Linked DNA regions of Homo sapiens: region 1 is linked to region 2. A link is a loop called in an ENCODE intact Hi-C map of the cell type or tissue named here. Cell type or tissue: endothelial cell of umbilical vein. All regions are shown on one strand. Links, peaks and the distances in the headings refer to the core of each region. The heading gives the core; the rest is flanking DNA. Region 1 overlaps CDH13 (cadherin 13). Region 2 overlaps CDH13 (cadherin 13).

Evidence for each region. Hi-C counts contacts between places; a loop is a spot of excess contacts. Peaks named below come from ENCODE experiments on the same cell type or tissue, not always from the same donor. Only the 100,000 strongest peaks of a DNase experiment are listed, where the experiment ranks them.
Region 1: a loop joins it to region 2, with 4 times the contacts of the local background. A loop is called at or near these places in 12 of 110 quality-filtered maps.

What each region holds. Positions count from the first base shown.
Region 1 is chr16:83,338,635-83,350,164 of GRCh38, reverse strand. It overlaps CDH13 (cadherin 13), which reads right to left. Exons shown (of 14, transcript NM_001257.5): 6 at 5,159-5,303. Among named protein-coding and RNA genes, the nearest start is that of CDH13-AS1, 55 kb to the left of the region's middle. RefSeq lists an enhancer at 4,942-6,141. In endothelial cell of umbilical vein, for the core only: no CTCF peak of the experiment used is centred there; a DNase peak (open chromatin) is centred at 5,964; H3K27ac peaks cover 2,212 bases.
Region 2 is chr16:83,209,530-83,221,059 of GRCh38, reverse strand. It overlaps CDH13 (cadherin 13), which reads right to left. Exons shown (of 14, transcript NM_001257.5): 5 at 3,563-3,715. Among named protein-coding and RNA genes, the nearest start is that of CDH13-AS1, 180 kb to the left of the region's middle. In endothelial cell of umbilical vein, for the core only: a CTCF peak has its summit at 5,454 (motif pointing right); a DNase peak (open chromatin) is centred at 5,499.

The DNA of each region.
Region 1 (11,530 bases), core at 1,384-9,383, 130 kb before region 2:
AGGACAGGATATTGGAGCTGATGGATCCCAGGTTTCCCTTGCGCACAGCTGGCGGCAAGTGCCTGGAAATTAAAGCCCCCCATCCTTGGGGACAGCTTTGAACCTATGTCTCATTATCAGACTTGGGGGAGTAGATATTCTAGCTACCTGCCCCTTAGCTGAGATAACTCTAACGTATGTGTTTAATGTCATTTCCTTGAGCTCCCCAAAAAGGATAAAGCTGCAGTTACCCACTCTGGGAGCTGCTTTAATAATGCACCTCAAGGGCCAGGTGCAGTGACTCACACCTGTAATCCCAGCATTTGGGAGGCCAAGGTGGGCGGATAACCTGAGGTCAGGAGTTCAAGACCAGCCTGGCCAATGTGGTGAAACCCCATCTCTACTAAAAATACAAAAATTAGCTGGGCGTGGTGGCAGGTGTCTGTAATCCCAGCTACTCGGGAGGCTGAGGCAGGAGAATTGCTTGAATGCAGGAGGCACAGGTTGCAGTGAGCTGAGATCATACTATTGCACTCCAGCCTGGGCAACAAGAGCAAAACTCCGTCTCAATAGTGATAATAATAATAATAATAATAATAATAATGCACCTCAAGTTGTCTGACTTCCTTTTCTGTACCTCACCTTACCTGGTATCTGTCCCTGTACCTCTCAAGCAAACCACAGGCAGGCCTCAATCTTCATCTCAGGGCCTGCTTCTGTGGGAGCCTGACATGCCATTCCTCATGGTCAGCCATTCTCAAAGGTGCCCAGGAAACCACCAGAGGGCAAAACACCCATGAATTGATGCCAACAAGACATGATGGGGCCTTGGAATTAGTGCCCTCCAGGAATTTCAAGAGTTCTCACCCTCTACCCCCTACTCATGAACACCATGTCTTGGCCATCAGAAAACACCAAACTCACACAGAGATCTGTATGCCCCCAAGGAGCAGCCAGAGCCTTGGCTTGGGCCTCATAAATCAATGTCTGTGGCTCTGCAAAAGCAACAGCTCACGATCTGCAAAGTCAAAGACCATTATGTTCTGCTGATCTTCCTTCATCCAGGAATGATTCACCAAAACAATACCCCGGAGTTCAGTGCTGAGCAGCCGGAATGGTCTCCTGTCTGCACATACAGATAAATATGGGTGACCTTCCTTTGTGATAGATTGGTGCCGAGGGCATTCGAACACATGGGGACATGAAAATGACGCGTGGTTTGCTGGAAGATGAATTTGTCTTCACACAACTCATGTGTCTCTTTGCTTTACCTTTGCTAAAGGGTACTCTTCCAGAATAAAAATAATAATTGCACTGTTAACAATACAAAGGCATTCATTGTACATTTACTGTTCCCTAAGCACTGGGTGAAGCATGTTGTCTCACTGAATCCTCACATATACTTCTCTAAGGTAGCTACTGTTATATTCTATCCCCATTTGCAGAGGGTCCTAGAAGGTTCAGTAACTTGCCCAATATCACACCGTGTTAAATAGCTGAGCACAGCGTCAAACACAGCTCTAGGCTACAATGCTGTGAGCAGGAACAGCCACATAATTTGTGACGCTCAGTGTAAAATGAAAATGCAGACACCTTGTTCAACAATTATTAAGAATTTCAACATGGTGACAGCAGAACGCTAAACCAAGCCCCAGGCCCTTCTGAGCATGGGACCCTTCTGTTCCCTTGGCTGTGTGAGGCCACAAAGGCTGTGCCCCATGAAGCTGCCTTTGGTTATGTAGGCTCAGAAAAAAGTGACATGAGTGGTGACAAAGGCCTCAACACTTAACACCGTTGAACCCTAGAGGTGATTCAATGGGCCTGGCTATTTCATCCGAAGAACTAGTCATTTTCTGTGAGGATCTAAATCAGTTCATCTGATAGAACTGCACAAATACTTCCCCCAGCTGGGCCTGCAAAGAGTCTGTGGTGTAAAACATGGAAACAAGAGAGCAGACCCAGTGGGTCACGTGGCTCTTAGGTTTCATTTTTTTCCTAGATGGAGTCTTTCTCTGTCGCCCAGGCTGGAGTGCAGTGGCGTGATCTTGGCTCACTGCAACTTCCGCCTCCTGGGTTCAAGCAATTCTCCTGCCTCAGCCTCCCGACTAGCTGGGATTACAGGCACCCACCACCGCACCCGGCTAATTTTTGTTTTTTTCGTAGCAATGGGGTTTCACCACATTGTCCAGGCTGGTCTCCAACTCCTGACCTCAAGATCCACACACCTCAGCCTCCCAAAGTACTGGGATTACAGGCTTGAGCCACTCCACCCAGCTGGTTCTTGGGTTTCTTGTAGCTCACACAAGGCCCAGGAAGAAATGCGGGCTATTGTAGACAGACCCGGACTAGTCTTTTGAGCATGATGCCAGTGCAGATGTGGCCAGAATTTGCAGAGAATTAAGGCAGATGTGGCAGCCTCTTACCAGCTAAGTAATCAACCATTCACCAAATTTTGAAGCTGGAGACGTAGACACTGATTGTGCCTTTTCCCCAGCCAGGTAACTTTGTCAAGTTCCTGAGCCTCTTTGATGTTCAGTTTTCTCATCTGTAAGATAGGGATAGTGGTAGCCACCTCTCAGGGCAGGAAGTGGGATCATGGATGAAATGATGTTGTACATATATGGCTGCTGGCACACAGTAAGTACTCGACGCAGTGCTATGATACCTGATGGCTGTGTTCACCATGAATTCAGCGGGACAGGTGAAAGAGCATATGATTTGAAGGCAGGTTATGCACTGACTCCCATCTTTTATTTGTGAGAGCATGGAAAATCATGGAACTCTTTCCAGAGTCAGCCCCCAACCCCAACCCCTACCCCCACCCAAACCCCACCCCTACCCCCACCCTTACTCCCAGTGGGTGTCGAATAATTTCTACAACACATGGGATCCTATGAGCCACAGATGAGCAGAGCATAATGGAAATACAAGAGACGATCATTTTTATAGCCAGTTAGGGTTTGTTATTACTTGTAAACGATTTAAGTTGAAGAAGAGGTTGGAAAGAGGATACCGTCTTCTTCATCAGATTCCCACTGGCCTCATGAATGCTTCGGGGGCCATCTTGCCTGCAACTCTCTTACAGGGTGCTAAGTAATCTAAGTGGCTTTTTGTTTGAAAGTCTTTTGCAACATTTCCACATTCTGGATCCCAAATCTGACTGATTCTATTTCACTGCGTGCTTTATAGTCCAACCCAGAGGGTGCTGAGAAAGAAAACAATGAATCCATACAGACACCTGAGTCTTTATGTATTTTTATAGGATAATACCAATCATAAATAGATATTTGAGGTGGTTTATGTTTTGCTGGAGAACTGTCTCTAACTGAATAACTCTGTGATTTAAGAAATTCAATGTGCATAAAGAACTCTATCTAAAAAATACACAAAAAACATACATAAAAAATACACAAAATAACATGTGCATAAAGAATTCAATGTGCAAAAAGAACTCTTTCTTCAAAAAATATTACATGTATATACATGTATCAAAAAATATTACATGTATCTGAAATTCTTTTCTAAACTTTAAGGACAGGCACAGTGGGAGGAAAATTGGACACCGTCTAATCATATACACACATAATATACAAAGACATGTGCAAGCTCACAGCCATCCCGAATGTAAGCACTGTCATTTACATTTAGAACACTTTCCCAGCCCATCTGAATTCTAGTCACTCACTCATGGGGCCCGAGTACCACAGATAGCAATTGGGAATCATTTTTCTGTTCTGCTCAAACTTTGGCCTCTTTAATCGCTTTCCTCATTGGTTCTCCAAATGTGTTCTGCACATCAGCTCGTTTAAGAAGATTTCTGTAAACATCAAACCGAAATTCTAGGGTGTTTCTCACCAGAAGCCATCTTTCCATCAAAAGCAGCTCACAGAGAGGGGCCACGTGGATTGTCTGCCCTGAAGTGACCTGACCTCCCTTCACCTGCCCTCTCTCCTTCTCTCCAGACCTGTCATTGCTCCTCTGCCATCTGCCTCCAACACTCCCCTAAACACCCTCCAGCACACACGCAGTGCATTTGCTTTCATTTTTACGGAGCGCATTTAAAGCTGGGAAGGAAGAGGGTCGCTCTTGCCCTTGGGGGATCTGATGCAGTGCATAAAGACCCAGCTCCTTGAAGCTGACGGGAGGTTTTAGGCATCTTGCATACAATTATCCACCTGGTTGTCTGGGAAGGTTACCATGGCAACATTTCCAGAGCCTCATGTATCTACATGTCACTGATAGATCCCATCAATTCAGAAAAGGGGGAAAAATAGTAAAAGCCGCTCTCATCTCCTGTCTGGTCTGACGAATCACTATTTTACCTATTTGGGCATAATCTAGGAGTATCATGATACTCTTAATATGATACTCTTAATATGGTGTTTTTTTTCACTCAAGTGTATTTTAAAGCTGAAAATCAAAGTGAGCCGAAGAGGAATTTTTCTGTTTTATTCTTTCATTTTCTCAAGCATTATACTTAGGAGTGACTTCAGCTGCTGGCTGTGGGATACTTTAATTTGTATGTATTGGGGCAAAAAAGGAAGCTCTAAATTCTAAAACCGTCCCTGATAGAAAGGTTAAACATGGGAAAAGACAGCGGGAGCTCTATAGTAACCTTGAGTGACTTCTATAACAGTAGGCACATGCATTTACGCATTTCCAGAGAGAGATATCAAACATCCTCCTTTTGGTCCTCTGACTGAAGACAAAAGATTTCTTCATGCACATCTTCTAAGGGAAGGGAAGAAGTCCTACCTATTTTACTAAAATAGTTCTTATTAAAAGGCCACTGTGAAAAGAAAGAACTGAGGAGTTTGTAATGGGGACCCAATTCTCATCAAAGCCCTGCTATAGCACAAAGTTTAGCCTTGGACTTTCACAAAGGTAAGCTGGATATTTACATGGTGCCCAACATCGGCCATGCCTTAGAGACTTAGATGGCAGTCATCCTTGGAGGATGATCTTCAGAGACAATGAAAGAGATTTCCGTAGCTTGCAACACCTCGGTCAAGCTTTGCACTTTAGCTTTCCAACCTGGCTTCTACGCAGGGAAGTATTAAGTCGACGCTGATACGAGCTGACAAGTTGGAACAGCCATAAGACAGTCCCTAGAATCCACAAAGATCAAAGTGTGCCTCTTTCCAAGCCATTACGCTAAAGGTAAGCCAATGTGACATACCTGTGGGTGACCCTTCCATGACGTGGCCGATGTAGGGGCCTTCCCGAAAGATCGGTCGGTTGTCATTCTGATCAATCACAATGACTTCCAGAGGCACCGGCCCCTCGAGAGTTTTGCCATTGACATCAGTGGTCTCCACAAATAGCTATTTGAGCAAAGAGATTGGGGGAGAAAGAAGATATTAATTCATTATGAAAATTCAAATAAGGTTCTCTAGAGAAAGTAGGTTATATCGACAATTTTATGAGCCCTTGGCAATATTGAAATTTTGGTCTCAGAGGATAGTCACTGGGACTAGAATAGAAATTGAACATTCCAGAATAAAAGGCAAAGATCAGTTCACTTTAGATCCCCCTTGGGAAATTTACAATTAATTCATCAAATCGGCAAAGAAAGTTAAAACAAAACAAAAAAACTCAAAACATAAACAGTCATAGCCAAGAAATTACGCTTGTATCATTTCTGTTTTCCCAATATCATTATGCTTAAAAGGAATGTTATGCTAATAAAAATAATTGACTAAGCAGTTATGAACCAAGTACATTAAGAGATAACCAAAAGTGTTTATGGCAATCTTTTAGGAGAAAGTCAGGTCAGTATTTGTTGGGGGCTTTCCTCAGGCTAGGAACTCAGAATTTGCAGGGGGCCTGAATGAGACCTCGGGATTCCTGCCCACCAGGCTGTTTACAATTTCGGAGGATTTCACAACACCATGAATCACTTCCATAGGGAACTACTTTCAGATCTCAATGAAGAAGGCAGCATAAAAAAACAACTTTTTTGTTTGTCTTGGAAACGAAGAATTATGTCATGGCATTTCCAGTGAATCACGGGGACCTTATGCGCACATTTTCTGTGCGTAATTCAACCTTGATTTAACTCAGCGATAAGAGTAATACTTCCTCTTGGATATAAGTGTTGGTCCCCGCATAGGAGTATTTTGATCAGAAAAGGGCATCTGCATTTGGAATCCTAGTACAACTCTTTCCTATCTGTGTGACCTTGAGCAAGACACTGGATCTCAGTTTTCTCATCTGTAAGTGGGGTTAACAAAAACACTCATTATTAGGAATAATAACAAACACTTATCCAGTGCTTACTTTAGCTCTATACTATATTATCTCACTTGATTGTCATAACAACCCTTTGGATCTTTTTACAGAGGAGAGAATGAAAGCAAAGAGAAGATAAATGGTGGAGTCCAGATTTGACCTTGGGAAGTCTGCCTCCAGAGCTCACTTTTTTAACCACTATAAACAATATTTCTAAAGCATTTAAATATGGTCTATCATATAATATGTCTCAAGAATATTAACTGCTGCTATTGTTGCTACAGTTATTATCAATACTATTGTCAAAAAAGAGCCCAAATTAGAAAAATGAAAGACAAACATTCTTGTTATAAATCAGTAGAGTCACATTCCACCTGATGGTATTGTAAACCAGTATAATCCTTTTCAAAAGCATGGCAAAATTCAACAGAAACCACGAAAGACTCATACTTTTGTTCCGTTTTTATACCACTCCTGATCCTATATAAGTTTGCACTACATATTTGGAACTATTCACTGCATTGTTATTTCTCAAAATAAAATTACACTGGCATCTGCCTGAACATCCAGTGGAAGGGAACTAGTTGAAGGAATGTTTGTGTAACAACATATTACAATACAATAATTTTTAAACTTTATTGATCTACTTAGAATATTGAGTAAAAATACACAAAATAACATGAGCATCATCATACATGACCTACAAATATGGATAGAATTTGAAGGCAGTGAGCAAAATGAAACCAGGTATGTGTGGGTAGATAATTTTTAAATTTTTTTCTTTAACATTACTTCATCCTTTTACCAGCAAATTCACACACAGACATACATACTTGATTTCTGGTGCAGATAAAATAATGCATGTAATAAGAAAAAATGAAGTGAACAGAGCCTCGTAATATCTGCACACAAAGGAGATCTCACAGAGAGTGAAATTTTATACTTTTATGTTTTTTTTAAGCTATTATGAGAATACTGCTAACAAAGGAAATCAATCAAAATAAAGCTCTGAGGCAATTTTATGTAATAACATAGGTCTGGTTTTTCATCTTCCCAAAATAGCCAAGGACTTGACTTTAACTCAACCAAAAAAAAAAAAAAAAAAAAAAAACAGAAACAAAAAAACACTGTGCCTAAAGATAACAAATATCTTGGATCTGAATCCTAAGATTCTACATTCTATAAGACTTGGCCAGTATCATAAGCTACAAGTAGGATAGGTAATCAGAATTCACATTTGCCAAATATTCAAATATGCTGAAACTGGGAAGGGCAGACAACAGATCCATCTTAACACAATGGAAAGAAAGACAGAAACTAAGGAGACACCATTGATTAGGATGAATACAGAATGTGGAGCTGAATCTCAGAAAACCAATTATGCAAACAGACAATCCAATGGTATTTTATGTTACAAAACTAATCAGAGTTTGACTCAGACTTTTCAGAGGACAATAATATCAACACAAGTCAAGACCTTTGGAATGGTCTCTAAAAACAGTGAAGGGCTGTTAAGTGGGATTTTCTTAAAGTTAATTTAATAAAAATTATTTGAGGACTCACTACATGTCAGCCATCACGCTGAACACCCTGGTATCCAGTGGTTAGCAGAAAAGATAACCCAGCATGGAAAGACAGGTGATAAACAAGAGAAAAAGATATGAACAAGATAATTTCAGTCACAGATGAGGGCTATGAAGGATATGAGACAGGTTTGAATACGAAAGCTTCACTACCCAATACTGTAGCTGCTAGCCACATATGGCTATTGCAATTTACATTTATTAAAATGAAAAAACTCAGTACTCCAGTCAAACTAGGAACGTTTTGAGTGCTCAGTAGCCACATGCAGGTAGTAGTTACCATATTAGACAACACAGATGTAGAACATTTCCATCACTGGGTAGAGTATGATTGACAAAGTGTGTGTGTGTGTGTGTGTGTGTGTGTGTGTGTGTGTGTGTGGCAGGGGACACCTATTCAAAATAAATGGTGGAGAAAACCTTATTGCTGAGGGAATGTTTCAGCTGAGGCTTGAATGACAAGAAAGTGGAAAGAGATAGCCATACAAAACACATGGAAAATGATTTCTAGACCGCAGGAATAGCAATAGCAGACTCTGAGGTAAGGATGAACTTGGAACTAATTGGAACTAATTTAGGAGTGGGGAATGGTATAAGATCAAGTCAAAGAATTAGGACTCTGCTCAACTCCGAATGGAGTAAGTTAAGGCTTATGTCCATACAAGAGTTTTTGCGTAGAACAATCTAAACCAAGTGAAGAATGAAGACATTTTCTTCCTATGAGTCCCTGGGAAGGCAGAGATGAGAAAGAAGTATATCATGCTTGATCCCCACAGAGGAAAACATAGTAGACTGAATAAAATATATAATAGGAAATGTTTGTGTTTTATGCAGAGGTTCATCCAGTTTTAAAATCATCTTATTAATGATGTGGATGAAAATTAAGCACATGCATATGCATGAGGAAGTTGTTAGTAAATACAGCCTTATCCACCCAATCACATACCGTAACAAAATCTGACATTCCCGTGAGTTTTCATCACTGTTCTCATACGAAGGTCAGACCCACAGTTAGCAAATGCCAAACTTTCTGAAGTCAGGCTCTTGAATTCCAGCGCATCCTCCAGTATCAGAGAATAAATGTTCAATAACGTTCTTGCCTGCCTTCTTTCTTCCTAATTGAAATACCCAAAGCACACAAAACCTTAGTTTGAAAAGACTGGAATAATGCTTGTTTCCTTTGAATTACATGATAGATTCAAGTGGCTGTGTTTGGGTTCTAAAAACAAAACAACCTCATATGCATTCAAAGGGAGGCATTCTGATGCTTGTTCTTTATGTTAGAAGTGAGATGCCACTTGGTAGAAACCTACTGTGAGAAAAACAAATAGGTAGGCATGGCAGAAGGCAATGAAATACTTGCTCAAAGGAAATGGAAACCACCCAGGCCCTCATTGCCTACTTCAAGACCACCCCTTCAGACATGAGGATTTCTATTCTTAGATTCAATGGTTGACCTGCATGGGAATAACAAGGTGTGATATTAAAAAAAAAGTCCACTGTGGAGGCAGATGAGAGGGGCACTCAACAAATGACAGCTAGAAACAGTTATCCAATGTTGCAGGATTTTAATAACTAATTCCATAGTAGGTAGCCTGAACTCCGAGCAATTACACATCTGACCAATGTCTGTGCTGTGTGTTCTAGTACCTTGCTATTCAAAGGTCAGTCTCCAAGCCAGCAGCATTGGCATCCCCCAGGAGCTGGTTAGAAATGCAGGCTCCTCGGTCCTGTCTAGATCCTACAGAGGAAACCCATTTTAACATTGTTTCTAGAGAATTCGGGTGCACATTACTGTTTGAGTGATGTTGTACTGAGACACAGGGGTTGGAGATGGAAATCCAAGGGTCTTGTGGAATTTGGGAACTGTATTCCCAGGTTCAGCTATAGGAAAATAAAATAAGCTCCAAACAGGAGGCTGAGTCTTGCCACCTGCTAGGAATTTCACTGTGTGGCTGTTGGACTCATTCACCACTCCCAAGTACACAGGCCAGGAAGACAGATGTTTGTAGGTCTATCTGGAGCAGCACGCACATGCGCACATACACACACACACACACACACACTCAGATGTAGGCAGACATATGTACATGTACCACAGACATAGCACACACATACAAATATACACATACATTTCCCATAAACATCAATTTTTTCCAATGTCCTTCTAATCTTCAACTGTGCATGCTGAATGCTTAAAAATCATATTTTGTCTGATCACTTTTTGAGAAGCTGTCAAATACAAAAGTAGAAGGAAATTGGTTATTAATTGAAAAGTGAAACATTGCAGAAAACAAAGTATAATGGAGAGGTCCCAGAGATGGGAAAGGTCACAGAGAATGGTGATGAGTGTTGGGGGGCCCTGTATTGCCTTAGCCTTGGTGTGATTTTTGGACCCCAACAGAATTATTTTCCTCCATTGAGATGAAATATCCCAGGGAGGAGTAACTCATTCAGCTTTATCACAGTGGGCCTATGGATCATCCAGGGAAGTGGGTAAAATCAGATTCTTTAGGAATTTATGTTTAAACCAGCACTTTGAGAGATTCTAGTGCTAGTGGTTTCCTGCTCACACGGTGGAAAGCTTGGCTGATCATGGGAGGGAGATCCAGATGCCACCTGCACTGGTGGGAGAGGTGGAGGGGAGAATTGCTGGAGGTGGGGGACATCTGTGAAAGGCTGACTGGAGGGCTTTAAGGAGCTGTGGAAAGAGCACTGGACCTGGATTCAGGAGACCTGATACTGAATCCTGCTGACACACCAGATCCGGGCCCTGAGCAGAGCATGCACCTCTCCGTATCCTGGTTTTTGTGTTATTAATAAGAGCCCACCATGGTGACTTTGCAGGATCTTGGTGCAGATTAACTAAAATAACACATGAAAGTGTCTGATACAAAGCTGGTACTGAGTCTGAAGTCAAATATTACTCCCCAGTTTTTAGGGGCCCAGCTTTATCCTTTCCTAGAGAGGGCAAAACTATTTTACATTTATAATAACTTAATTAAAATATTATTGACATCATTGGAGGCAAGGATTTTTGAGCAACCAGAAAGTATGATAAATACAGTTGCATGTTTATCATTTTGCTCTAAATATTGTCTAGAGGATGGCTCCTCTCTCAGGGATCAAGGAAGGAGAAACTCATGAGTCATTCTCTTCCTCAAATGAAACCTTCTCTTCTATCCGCAGCCACTCTATCAACATATCCTGCCCACATCCATTGTTTCACTTCCTGAATGTCCCCTTTTCTCTCCATCCCCCTCAACACTCCTTGAGATTAGCTTCTGTCACTTCTCACCAGGGCTACTGTGCAAGGCGCCCTGTGGGTCTTCCTGCACAGCCATGACTGCCTGCCACCATCTGTTTTCTATAGGGCTTCCAGGGTGTCTTTGTCAATGTTTATTGATTTATGTCACCCTCTATTGGATACCTTTCAATGGTTTCTCATCACTCTTAGGAAAAACAGCAAATACCTTTGCTTTGACAAGTCTTTCTGTAATCTGGCCACAGCCCACTTCCTCACACTCATTTCATGTTACAAGGAATCCCTCTTCTTCCTTATTATCCAGTTACACTCATCTTTTTTCAGTTCTTCCAACTCATCACATCCTTTCTTGCAGGTATTTTTACATACAACCCTCCTACCAACCATGGGTTTCCTACCTACGCTTCCTTGCTGCCGCTATTCATCCTTCAGATCTTGGCCCAAATATCAAGAAGAGCCTCCCTTACTCCTC
Region 2 (11,530 bases), core at 2,150-10,149:
GCTGTGAGACCTTGAAAAAGTTGTTTAACAGCTATTTGCTTATCTGTGAAATGGTGTTAACACCTACTTCTTAAGTCTCTTGTGTGAAATGGATTAAATAAGAGAATTATACAAAGTGTTTAGCATAATATCTGCCATGCAGTGTTCAATAAACAGGAGCTTCAATGGTGATGCACTTTCAGGGGCCCAAGGACAAATGTATTCCAGATTATTTCTTATCATACAAATCCCTGAGGTTTAGATCAAAATATTTCTTGTTGGATTTGGAAAACGTTAATACATCAACACGTACTTGCATGTGAGCAGCACTTAACTTTAAACAACAGAAACATTGGCGCTATTATGATGACAACACATTCACCTGCAGGCTCTCTCCTTTTTTTTTTTTCTTTTTCTTTTTTTTTCTTGCTCTGTTTTTCTATTTTTATTTTTATTTATTTATTATTTTTTATTATTATTACACTTTAAGTTCTATGGTACATGTGCACAACGTACAGGTTTGTTACATATGTATACATGAGCCATGTTGGTGTGCTGCACCCGGCTCTCTCCTTTTTAAACTTGCAAGACTAGAAACTAAAATGTGAGGATTTGGAGACCCAGGATTCTCCTCTTTGAAGAACCACATTTGCTCCCAACCGTGTTGACTACCATGAATACCATGGATCTAGCTGTACTACTAAAATAGTAACTTATTCTTAAACAGGCACTTGGAATGAACGGAAATTGCAACATTCCTGTGCCCAAAGTAGACCAACATGAGAGTAACCCAGTTCTCATCATCTAAAAATAAAGAACCGCAGAATGATCGGGGCTCTTCCTCAAACTTGCTTCTTCAAGGAAGAAGCTTCAGCAACTGTAAGAAGCTTCAGTGCGGGTATGATGAAAACAGGACAATGACCGAACTGAAGTGCATGAAGCACGGAGGGAAACGGCATCAGAAAGTAGGCCCTCATGAGCCCATTGAAGAGTGCGCTGCCAAGGGCTGGGCCCCAGTCTGCCAGTCGTAAGTAACCCAAGTACTTGTGTAAGAAACTGCATTCCCACTAAATACCAGTACCCTTTCCAATGAGGGTATATGACCCTGTGCTGGTGTTATCAACAAGCCATGTTACAAACCAGGCACAACTTCCTGCCATGTCACCTACACACAGAAGAGAGGAATTCAAGCCAGTTTATTCCGAAACAAAGAACTAGAATAAAAGATACATGAAAGCAAGGAACCCAGTGTGTCTTGTTGCTACTGTATCCTCCGAACACCTTGAAGCGTGTCCCTTACCCTATAAGCACTCAATTAAATGTATGTAAAATGAATGAATTGCTCAATCAATCCATATGCTATGACATAGACTATAAAAGTATAGTAAAAACTCAAGACTACTCAAGGAAAGTTTGTGCTGGACATGAGAGATTGGGCTATAACTTGGAATCCTTTGGGTTTTCACTTACCTTCCTTCACCTTTAATATCATTGATTATTGTCACCCATGTAGGAAGATTATATGATGCTTACTATGTTTCCAGCATTTTCTAAATGCTTCATATGTATTAACTCATTTAATCCTTATGAAATCCTATGACATCATTATTATTTTTCCCATTTTCCAGGATAAGAAGTTGAGGCAGACAATTTGTCAAGTTTCCACACCTAGTACATGATAGCCATGATTTGAATGCAGCCAATCTGGCTGTGTGCAGAATCCATGCTTTTAACTACCGTAATATTATATGGCCTCAGTTTTTAAAAAGTATGGGAAGCTCCAAGCTGCAACCGAAGCTCTGTTTTATTAGCTGTTTAGCAATTACTAGTTAGCAAAAACTAGTAATTTCATTTTTTATAATCCTCAGAAGCGTTAGCTGTAATCATACTTTATGGACAAGAATCCCAAGATCAGGGAGGGTAAGAGTGTTGCTCAAGGTCCCACAGCTCAGTACGCAGCAGCACTGAGACCTGAATGGAGGATCTCAGATGCTGTATTAGTCCGTTCTCATGCTGCTAATGAAGACATACCCGGGACTGGGTAATTTACAAAGGACAGAGATTTAATGAACTCACAGTTCCACATGGCTGGGGAGGCCTCACAATCATGGCAGAAGATGGAGGAAGAACAAGGGGACTTCTTACACGGTGGGCAAGAAAGCATGTGCAGGGGAACTCCCATTCATAAAACCATCAGATCTCATGAGACTTATTCACTATCACGAGAACAGCACGAGAAAGACTCACCCCCATGACTCAATTACCTCCCACTGGGTCCCTCCCATGACACGTGTGAATTCTCAGAGCTACAATTCAAGATGAGATTGGGGAGACAGCCAAACCATATCAGATCCCACAGCTCTTGATCACTCTGTTAAGAAATTATGAAATTTATTGTATCTTTCCTTAGTTTTTTGTGCCAGAACTTTCTTGGAGACTCCCATGATGGGCACAGAAAGACAAGAGGGCATCTATCCATAGTCTGCTGCTGGTTGTTCCTACAGGAGCTGGACCCCAATAGCTGCCAGGTCACCTCTGGTTACTGTCAAGGCCAGCTGGAACTGGGTATTTCTGAGGTCACCAACATTCAATTTATACAACTACCTGATTCCCCCTTGAGTATAAGTTGGGACTCATGGCTCACGTTTCAGTTCTCATTGACAGGTGACTCCCCCAGCAAATGCTCAGAAAAGGCTTTGGCAAGGCTTCCGAGATGGACATCTGGAAAGCACCCGCATCCTCCCAGGGCCTGAGACCCTTGAGCGCATTGCCCAGTAAGGGTTCTGCTGGAGGGTGGGGACTTTACTACCTACCATCATGCTACTGCTCTATGTCTGTCCAGCACTTTATGCCTCCAACGCCCTTATAGTATCTTCTCACTTCAAACTCACAATAATGCATTTAAGTAGGTAAGAAAACCAAATCAATCAATCAATCAATCACTTCCAAATACAACCATTAACCCACTGATTTTTCTTTATCATTTTTGTTAAACATATACACCTCATGATATGTGCAAATACTCCATTGGTAATGAGGATACCATATGTGTCTGTATGTTGTTTTCATTCAATATCTTGAATCTCTCCCATATAACACAACTTCTTCAGAAGCATTTTAAATGGCTAGAGAAAACTGCCTTGCAAAATCTGCCATAATTTAACTACTCCTTTATGGCTGAATATTTAGCAACTGTTTTCACCCTAAGGACCATGTCTTGCTAATTATATCAGGTCTTGGGGTTTATACCTCTTCCAGCTCTAGATCATCAAGCTGGTCTCTGGAAAGCCAAAGTTGCCCTAAGGGTTCTGACCTCCTCTGAGATGCCCCCAGGGTCTCCCTTCTTGGTCTCTGGTACCCAAAGTCTGATGCAGGCCTGGAGGGCTCTACTGATGAGATAAAGACCCCCCACTGTTGCCCTGTCAGGGTTCAATTCCATCCACTTCAGCTCCCACAGAAACACCCTAAAGCCATGCAGTCCCGGGTTTGATGAGGCACAGAAATAATGAGCTCAGTGGGAAGAAAACAATCTTTGAAAGCCACATTTCTGCGCACAGGGTGGGCATGGGAGAGGGGTACTCACTTGATAAACAGCGATTACTTCTCTGTCCAAGGTCCGTGTCACGGAGACGCTCCCTGTGTTCTCATTGATTCTGAAAATTCCTTTAGGCTCTTGATCCACTCCCTTTCCAGTGAGCCGGAACTTGGACCTTTCTGGCCTGTCACTATCGACTACCTAGTCAGAAAAACAGAGAGACATTTAAAACTGCCTGGAAAACACAGAGAAAGCACATTGCAAACATACTCCCATGAGCAATTCACTAATCACAGGTGCCAGCACATGGGTACCTGGTGAACACAGATTTGACTAAAGTAACAGCACCAGAAATAGCATCACTGCCTAACGCCTTTCATCCTAATATCCACGTCTTTGCAGCTGGCAGCTGAGGAAGCTTACCAGCACTCGGGTGACATACAGTGATGGATCAAGGAGGGCAATAATGCCAGTTCAGTCAAAGTTGGACATTTTATTATTTTTAACTCCACGAAATATATTTTTTTCAAAAAAATATTTATCTGCAAACAAAACAAAAAAGGTAATGGAAGCCATTTGCTGCGCATGCATTGATCAAGATTCCAGGTATTTACATATATCCACTAATCCAGTGTCACCTGCCCTGTCACTTCTACTAGGTACTAGGCATGGTGCAGAGGAAGCACTTTGTCTCATCAGAAAAGGTTTATACATATACATATATACACATATATACACATACACACATCTATTTAGGGGGCTTATATATATAATATGTATATAACCCCTAAATATTATATATATCAAACCCCTATATATTAAATATATATGCATCAATATTATATATAGATACCTCAATTTAGGGGTTTTATATATGTGAAACCCCTAAATATGATATATAATATATATATTAAACCCCTATGTATTATATATATTAAACCCCTATGTATTATATATTAATATATATATTAAACCCTACATATTATATATATTAAACCCCATTATATATATTAAATATTACATATATTAAATCCCTATGTATTAAATATATATAATAAATAAAATATATATGTTATATATAAACCTCAAATTAGGGTTGTGTATATATATATATATATATATATATATATATATATATATATATATATTTCAATGCTGGAGGCAGAGGACATTATTATTTCCACTTAATGGATGAAACCACTGAGATAGAATGAGTCAGCAAGCTGGCCATGGCCAAAGCTATGAAAGAGATAAAAATGGGTTCAGAACCACATCTTCCATTCTCTAGAGACACTGCAATACAACATACAACACTGTCGTTTCTGAATTTACTTTATGGAATTTTCCTACAAATTGTCGACCTTGATTTGACATTTGAAGAATAAATTTGGAAGGGAAAGGTGGAGGAGAGTAGTTCCAGGCAGAGGGAACAGCACAGACAAAGGCAGCAGGCAGACAAGGAAGAGTCTGGAAAGTTTTGCAAATCGTGAGTTACTGGCATATGCTTAAGCATGTAGAGGGTTAGGCTGAGAAGCAGTTGGGGTCAAAGTATGGGGGGTGGTCTTTTTATGTAGATGTGCAACTAAAGAGAACTATTATTGGCATAAGTGGAATCTAGAGTTTACCCTCAAGTATTCATCTATATTTATGTCACTTTATCATCAGAACCTTCAAACGTTAATTTGATTATAACAAAACAATTGAAAGGTCATGAACACAATAATCATTCAGGACACACAGATAAAAGAAAGCTGATACAGATCTAGCTGTCACCAAATTACAAACGAACAGGCACCTGTTGACACATACTCAACAGCGCCTGGAGGGTTTAGGTGGCTAAGACAGGAAACCTGCCCTCTCCTAATCAAAATGGGTCCTGCCCGCCCCCTGCTCCACCACCCCACCACCCCCGCCACTTTAGCTGCCGCCAAGCCTGCAATTCCGATGTCTGACACCAGGTGGCAATGGTGCCTAAGGCAGCATGAACTTTACGCCAGGGTTCATCTGGCAGGATCACTCAAGGCATTACAGGTTTTTTTTTTTTCCGATTAAAAAATGTTGTTTATTAAAATACACTGAGTGTTGACTAAACACCAATTACATATGTTTGTATTTTTAAGAGTAACTGAAAATTGGATACAAAAGAAAATTAAAAATAAACTATGTGGGCCGGGCGTGGTGGCTCATGCCTGTAATCCCAGCACTTTGAGAGGCCAAGGTGGGCGGATCACTTGAGGTCAGGAATTCAAGACCAGCCTGGCCAACATGGTGAAACTCCGTCTCTACAAAAACTACAGAAAATTTAGCTGGGCGTGATGGCGCACACCTGTAATCCCTGTTACTCTGGAGGCTGAGGCAGCAGAATCGCTTGAATCTGGGAGGCATAGGTTGCAGTGAGCTGGGATTGCTCCACTGCACTCTAGCCTGAGTGACAGAGTAAGACTCCATCTCAAAAAAAAAAAAAAAAAAAAAGAGGTGTTTGATACTCTCTGATGAAAATAATTTTCAGTCATTGCTTGACTTGATTAATCCAACTGATACTTTTCCACTGACCCCTCTACTTGCTGCCTGGAAGCCCCATGAGGTCAAGAGCCACAGCTTACTGGGCTCACCATTGGATCCCTGTGGCTGGCAAGTAGCGAGAATGAACTCCACGGATTAGACAGCTATATGTTGCAATCCTAGCTTTCCCAGTGATCCACTGTGTGAGTATGAACACGGTCCATCGCCTCATCTTTAAAGTGCAGATGACACCACTTACTTCCCAGCATTGCCGAGGGTTTAATGAGATGGCATCTATAAAGTACATGTCCTGCCACACAGAAGGAGCTCAGTTAATCAAAGCTAATAATTCCAATATTAATCATCACAATAAAATTACACTGTTGTTAATGGGTAAGAATGGTATCTCTATCCTTTTCTGAGGGAATAGGTGGTTTCCTCTTTTTTTTTTTTTTTTTTTTTTTGAGACAGAGTCTCACTCTGTCACCCAGGCTGGAATGCAGTGGTGCAATTTCGGCTCACTGCAACCTCCGCCTCCCAGGTTCAAGTGATTCTCCCACCTCAGCCCCCTAAGTAGGTGGAACTACAGGCACACGCCACCATGCCTGGCTAATTTTTATATTTTTAGTAGAGATGGGTTTTCCCCATGTTGGCCACGCTAATCTCGAACTCCTTACCTGATGTGATCCACCCGCCTCAGCCTCCCAAAGTGCTGGGATTACAGGTGTGAGCCACCACGTCCGGCCTAGGTTTCCTTTTTAATAACAAAATTCACAGGCCTCCCAGAAGAGAAGTGCTCTGGAAACAGCTCCCTGCGTGGGAAGGGGTCACCAAGCACACTCACCTCTTCTCTGTCACTGTGGTCATTATTGCTTCACCCCTCTCTGCCAGCAGCAGTATTTACTGTGAAGAGCGAAAGAACAAAGCTTCCACGGTGTGGAAGGGGATCCGAGCAGGTTGTCGCTGCTGCCTTGGGGGTGGCCAGCTTTTATTCCCTTATTTGTCCCCACCCATGTCCTGCTGATTGGTCTATTTTACAGAGTGCTGATTGGCCCACTTTACAGAGTGCTGATTGGTCCATTTTACAAACCTCTAGCGAGCCACAGAGTGCAGATTGGTGCGTTTTTACAGAGCACTGATTGGTGCATTTTACAAACCTCTAGGTAGCTACAGAGCACTGATTGGTGCATTTTACAATCCTAGCTACAGAGTGCTGATTGGTGCATTTTACCATCCTCTTCTAAGAAAAGTTCTGCAAGTCCCCACTCCACCCAGGAAGTCCAGCTGGCTTCACCTCTCATTACCACCTTTGCCCAAATATGGATTAAAACTCCTTCCTCTTGTTCTCCTAAGCACACCTGAGATGAGCAGGTCCTTTTTGAAGATTCTATTAACATACAATGCATTCTGACGAGCAACGAACATGGGAATTCTACAAGAGCTATGAAGCAATCATGCTTCCCAAGAATGGGCTTCTCTGACCCATCTATCTGCCAGACACAGGCCCCGCTGGTGAAGACCTGCCAGGAAAAGCCTTCCGGGCTGTTAGTTATCTTTTCTTGACCCTTCTCTGCTCAGAAAAAGTTGGGAACACAGCACCCAGACCTTCTAGAAGAAACAAGGAGGGGGTGGGGGAATGGGCCTCTTGGGACAAACATCACCACCCTCCCGTTTCTCTGCCTGCCACTCGGCACAGAAAGCTGAATTCTAGACCCAGAAATTATCCCAGGGTGACTTTCCCTTCTGCTGCCAAGGGTGGGTCTCAGTCATTTTCTTGCCCTCTCTCAGAGAGCTTGAGCCACTTGGTGGTACAGACACAAAGGTCTTAGAGGCAGGACCTAGCTGAGTTGGCTCCTGCTGCTGAATTGAAATTACTTATTCCCCAGGAAAGAAGCCAGTCCCCATTGTGAGGGCCCCAGCTTAGCACTGCACACGTCTGTCTCTCTTCTGTCTCTCTTCAACTTTTTATGTTCTTAAGGATGTGGCTGCTGAACCTGCCTCCTGCTCCTCAGAGCTATGTTCACTTTGAAGAAACACCCACAGCCAAGAATGGTGTTCCCAGAGTGAGAGGCCCTATGGGACCACCAGCACAGGGAAATGGTGGGTGTCACTTCCAGTAGGGGCCTTGCTTTCTCTAGACTAATTGGTCTCAAGATATGATTCACTGGAACAGTATCAGCATCACTGGGAACTCATTAAAAACGCAAATTCCCAGGCTTCCCCCAAGCCTCTTGTATCAGAAATCAGGGTAGGGGGAGAATTGCTGGCAATCTGAGCTTTAACAATCCCCCCTCCCCAGGTGATTCTCACGCATACCCAAGTTTGAAGACCACTGCTTTGGGCAGCTTTCAGCACCATCCCTGTTGAGTATCACTGATGCTGGTTTCCACCGCTACTGTTTGGAGCCCTCTGCTAAAAATAGGCTGGGTCTGTTTGCCACCTTCTTTCTAGACCTATTTTAAACATATAACACTAACAGGAAGTCTTTTAAAAACCTGTTTCTAAGACCTCAGAAAGCAGAGTTGGTTTTTCTTAAAGTCACTAGATGCAACATCTCTACGTGTGTTAAAGGCACCCCATGGCTTGGAGGAAGCTTGGCGAGGAAAGCATGAAAGTGGAGTGGGGAAAGTCCCTCTTCAGGGGAAAGCTCAGTGTCTTGGCTTAGTTTAGATCCAGGAGGAAGCTCAAGCCCTTCTGAATTACCCACCACCTCTCTGGCTTCTTGGTGCCTAGCTGGGTTTTCAGAGGGACCCCAGCATATTCCAACTTCACGAACTGGGGGATGGGAGGTATGCAATGACCATAACCCAAGGATACACTCAGCCATGCTTCAAAACCACTCCATGCAAATCAAGTGTGTTTCCAGACCACCTTGATTATGCTGTGCTCAACTCCTGGGAACTCCACAGCTGCAGCAGCTGAGCCTGCAGCCCTTTGTTGTTGTTTAATGTCAAGAAATATAAGAAATCCAGTGCACTCCTCTGGCCAAAGCAAACCCTGCCACGAGTCTCGACTGTTGCAGCAGCTGTTAAGGCCCATTATATACTCCATAGCAGGGCTTCACAGTTAGCGAGAACTTCCTATTATTCTTTGTAATTCCACACTTCTTTTCACAGTGGGATGTTTTTTTTTCTTGTCCTCTGAGTTGGAATGGAAAAAATAGCTAAGGATGAGAAAGAACATGAGCCCCTGGTGTCAACACTCTGGAAGGGCATGTAAATAGCACACAGGAGTCTTGCCTCATACCTGGGTAAAGAGACTTCCTGGCTGGCTGTTTGGGGGGGGGAGGTGGGCGTCGCATAGCTGGGACCAGTGTCTTCTGCATCCGGGCAGGGGCAGGGAGTACTGAGGCCTGGAGCAGGTAGTGACTCCTTGATTTGATTTTAAGGGTGTTCTCACGGTATGCCTTTTACAGATGTGACACAATATGGACAAAGCCAATGTTCCATTCAGTTCCCCTGCAAAGTCCCATGCCTACCTCTATTCTCAGCTGTAATGAATGATACAATGTGGTGTGTGTTTTTAATGTATTTGCATACATATGAACTCATAGACTATATAGCAGCTTTGAGTGGTTTTACATAAATAAGGTCATTATATATGAATTATACAATTATTTCTACTCAATGTGGTTGAGGTTGAGGTTTGTATGTGTATATGTGTGTATTCATTTATAAACTTCGGGTGGTAATTTTAGATTTACAGAACTATTACAAAGATACTACAGAGTTCCCATGTACCCTTCATCCAATTTCCCCTAATGTTGACATCTTACGTAAAAATGGAACATTGGTCATAACTGATAAATTAACACTGATACTTGACTATTAACTAGACTCCAGATTTTATGTATTCAGATTTCATCAGTTTTTCTAGTACCTTTTTTTTTTTTTTTTGAGATGGAATCTTGCTCTGTCACCCAGGCTGGAGTGCACTGGTGTGATCTTGGCTCACTGCAACCTCTGCCTCCTGGTTTCAAGTAATTCTCCTGACTCAGCCTCCCAAGTAGCTGGGACTACAGGTGCGTGCCACCACGCCCAGCTAATTTTTGTATTTTTAGTAGAGACAGGGTTTCACTGTGTTAGCCAGGATGGTCTCAATCTCCTGACCTTGTGATCTGCCTGCCTCGGCCTCCCAAAGTGCTCGGATTAGAAGCATGAGCCACCACGCCCGGCCTCTAGTAACCTTTTTTTTTTTTTAATCCAAAATCCAATCCAGGATCCCCCACTGCCATGTGTGACTGTGGCGTTTCGTTGTATATTTTGGTACTTCCCTGTAGGTTCTCACTTTCTTGAATTGCACTTTAATCGGTTACTCTTTTTTCCTTGTATAGAAAATGAATTTGAAGTATCAGAATGACAGAGTTGCCAAGTTCTGCAAGTCATTGTCCTCCTCCCACACTCTGCCAACCTCTATCCTCTGCTCCTTAACCCAGATCTCAAGTAGCTACTTTGTCTGCTTTGTCCTCAGAGCCTAGAACAGTATGCCGTACGTGGTGGGCTTTTAAATAAACATTGCATAATGAATACGTAAATGAATATTAAGTAGTCTCTTCCCTGGCCTCCATGTTTCTGATTTCTCTTTTATCCCATCTCCTGTCCTAATTGCAACCAGAATGGTCATTCTAAAATGCAAACCCACATCTGACTGGGGCAGTACCCATATGAAAACTTGCAATCGGCCTGGCACAGTGGCTCATGCTCATAATCCCAGCACTTTGGGAGGTTGAGGAAGGTGGATCACCTGAGGTCAGGAGTTCAAGACCAGCTTGGCCAACATGGTGAGACCCCGTCTCTACTGAAAATACAAAAACTAGCTAGGCGTGGTGGCAGGCGCCTATAGTCCCAGTTACTCGGGAGGCTGAGGCAGGAGAATCGCTTGAACCCGGGAGGCAGAGGTTGCAGTGAGCCAAGATCACACCACTGCACTCTAGCCTGGATGACAGAGCGAGACTCTGTCTCAAACAAACAAACAAAAAACACCCCATGAAAACTTGCAATGGCTCCCTCTGCCAGAGGGTAAAATCTCAGAGCTCTTCTTTGATGGGTCTCCACCTGCTTCTCCAGTCCGAAGCCACAACCCAGCATGAGGCACAGCCCTCTGAGCTGTGCCTTTCTTTAGCTGGATGGCCATCCCCCACCTACTCTGCTGGGGATGCCCTCATCTTCCTGGACTTGGTGCCGGCGATTACTTACCCACTGAACCTTCCCCTGACCCTTTCTCCTGCCCACTCCATGCAGACTTAACCTCATCCACCTGAGCTCTAGCCCTCCTCGCCTGCAAGGTCTGTTAAAGCTAGGGGAGCACCTTGCCTCTTGGTGGGTGGTGGTAACTGTCCCTCAGGCTGTTGCTTTCTTATTCTCTTTCACATTCCCAGGGCTTGGAACATAGAAGACACTTGATTAACACTCTGAGTGAAGAAGTACAACTTTATTTGCCTGTTTTTATATGATTATAAAATGCTTCATAAACTCACAAATTAAAAATAAGGTCTGTCATACAAACCTCCTTTTT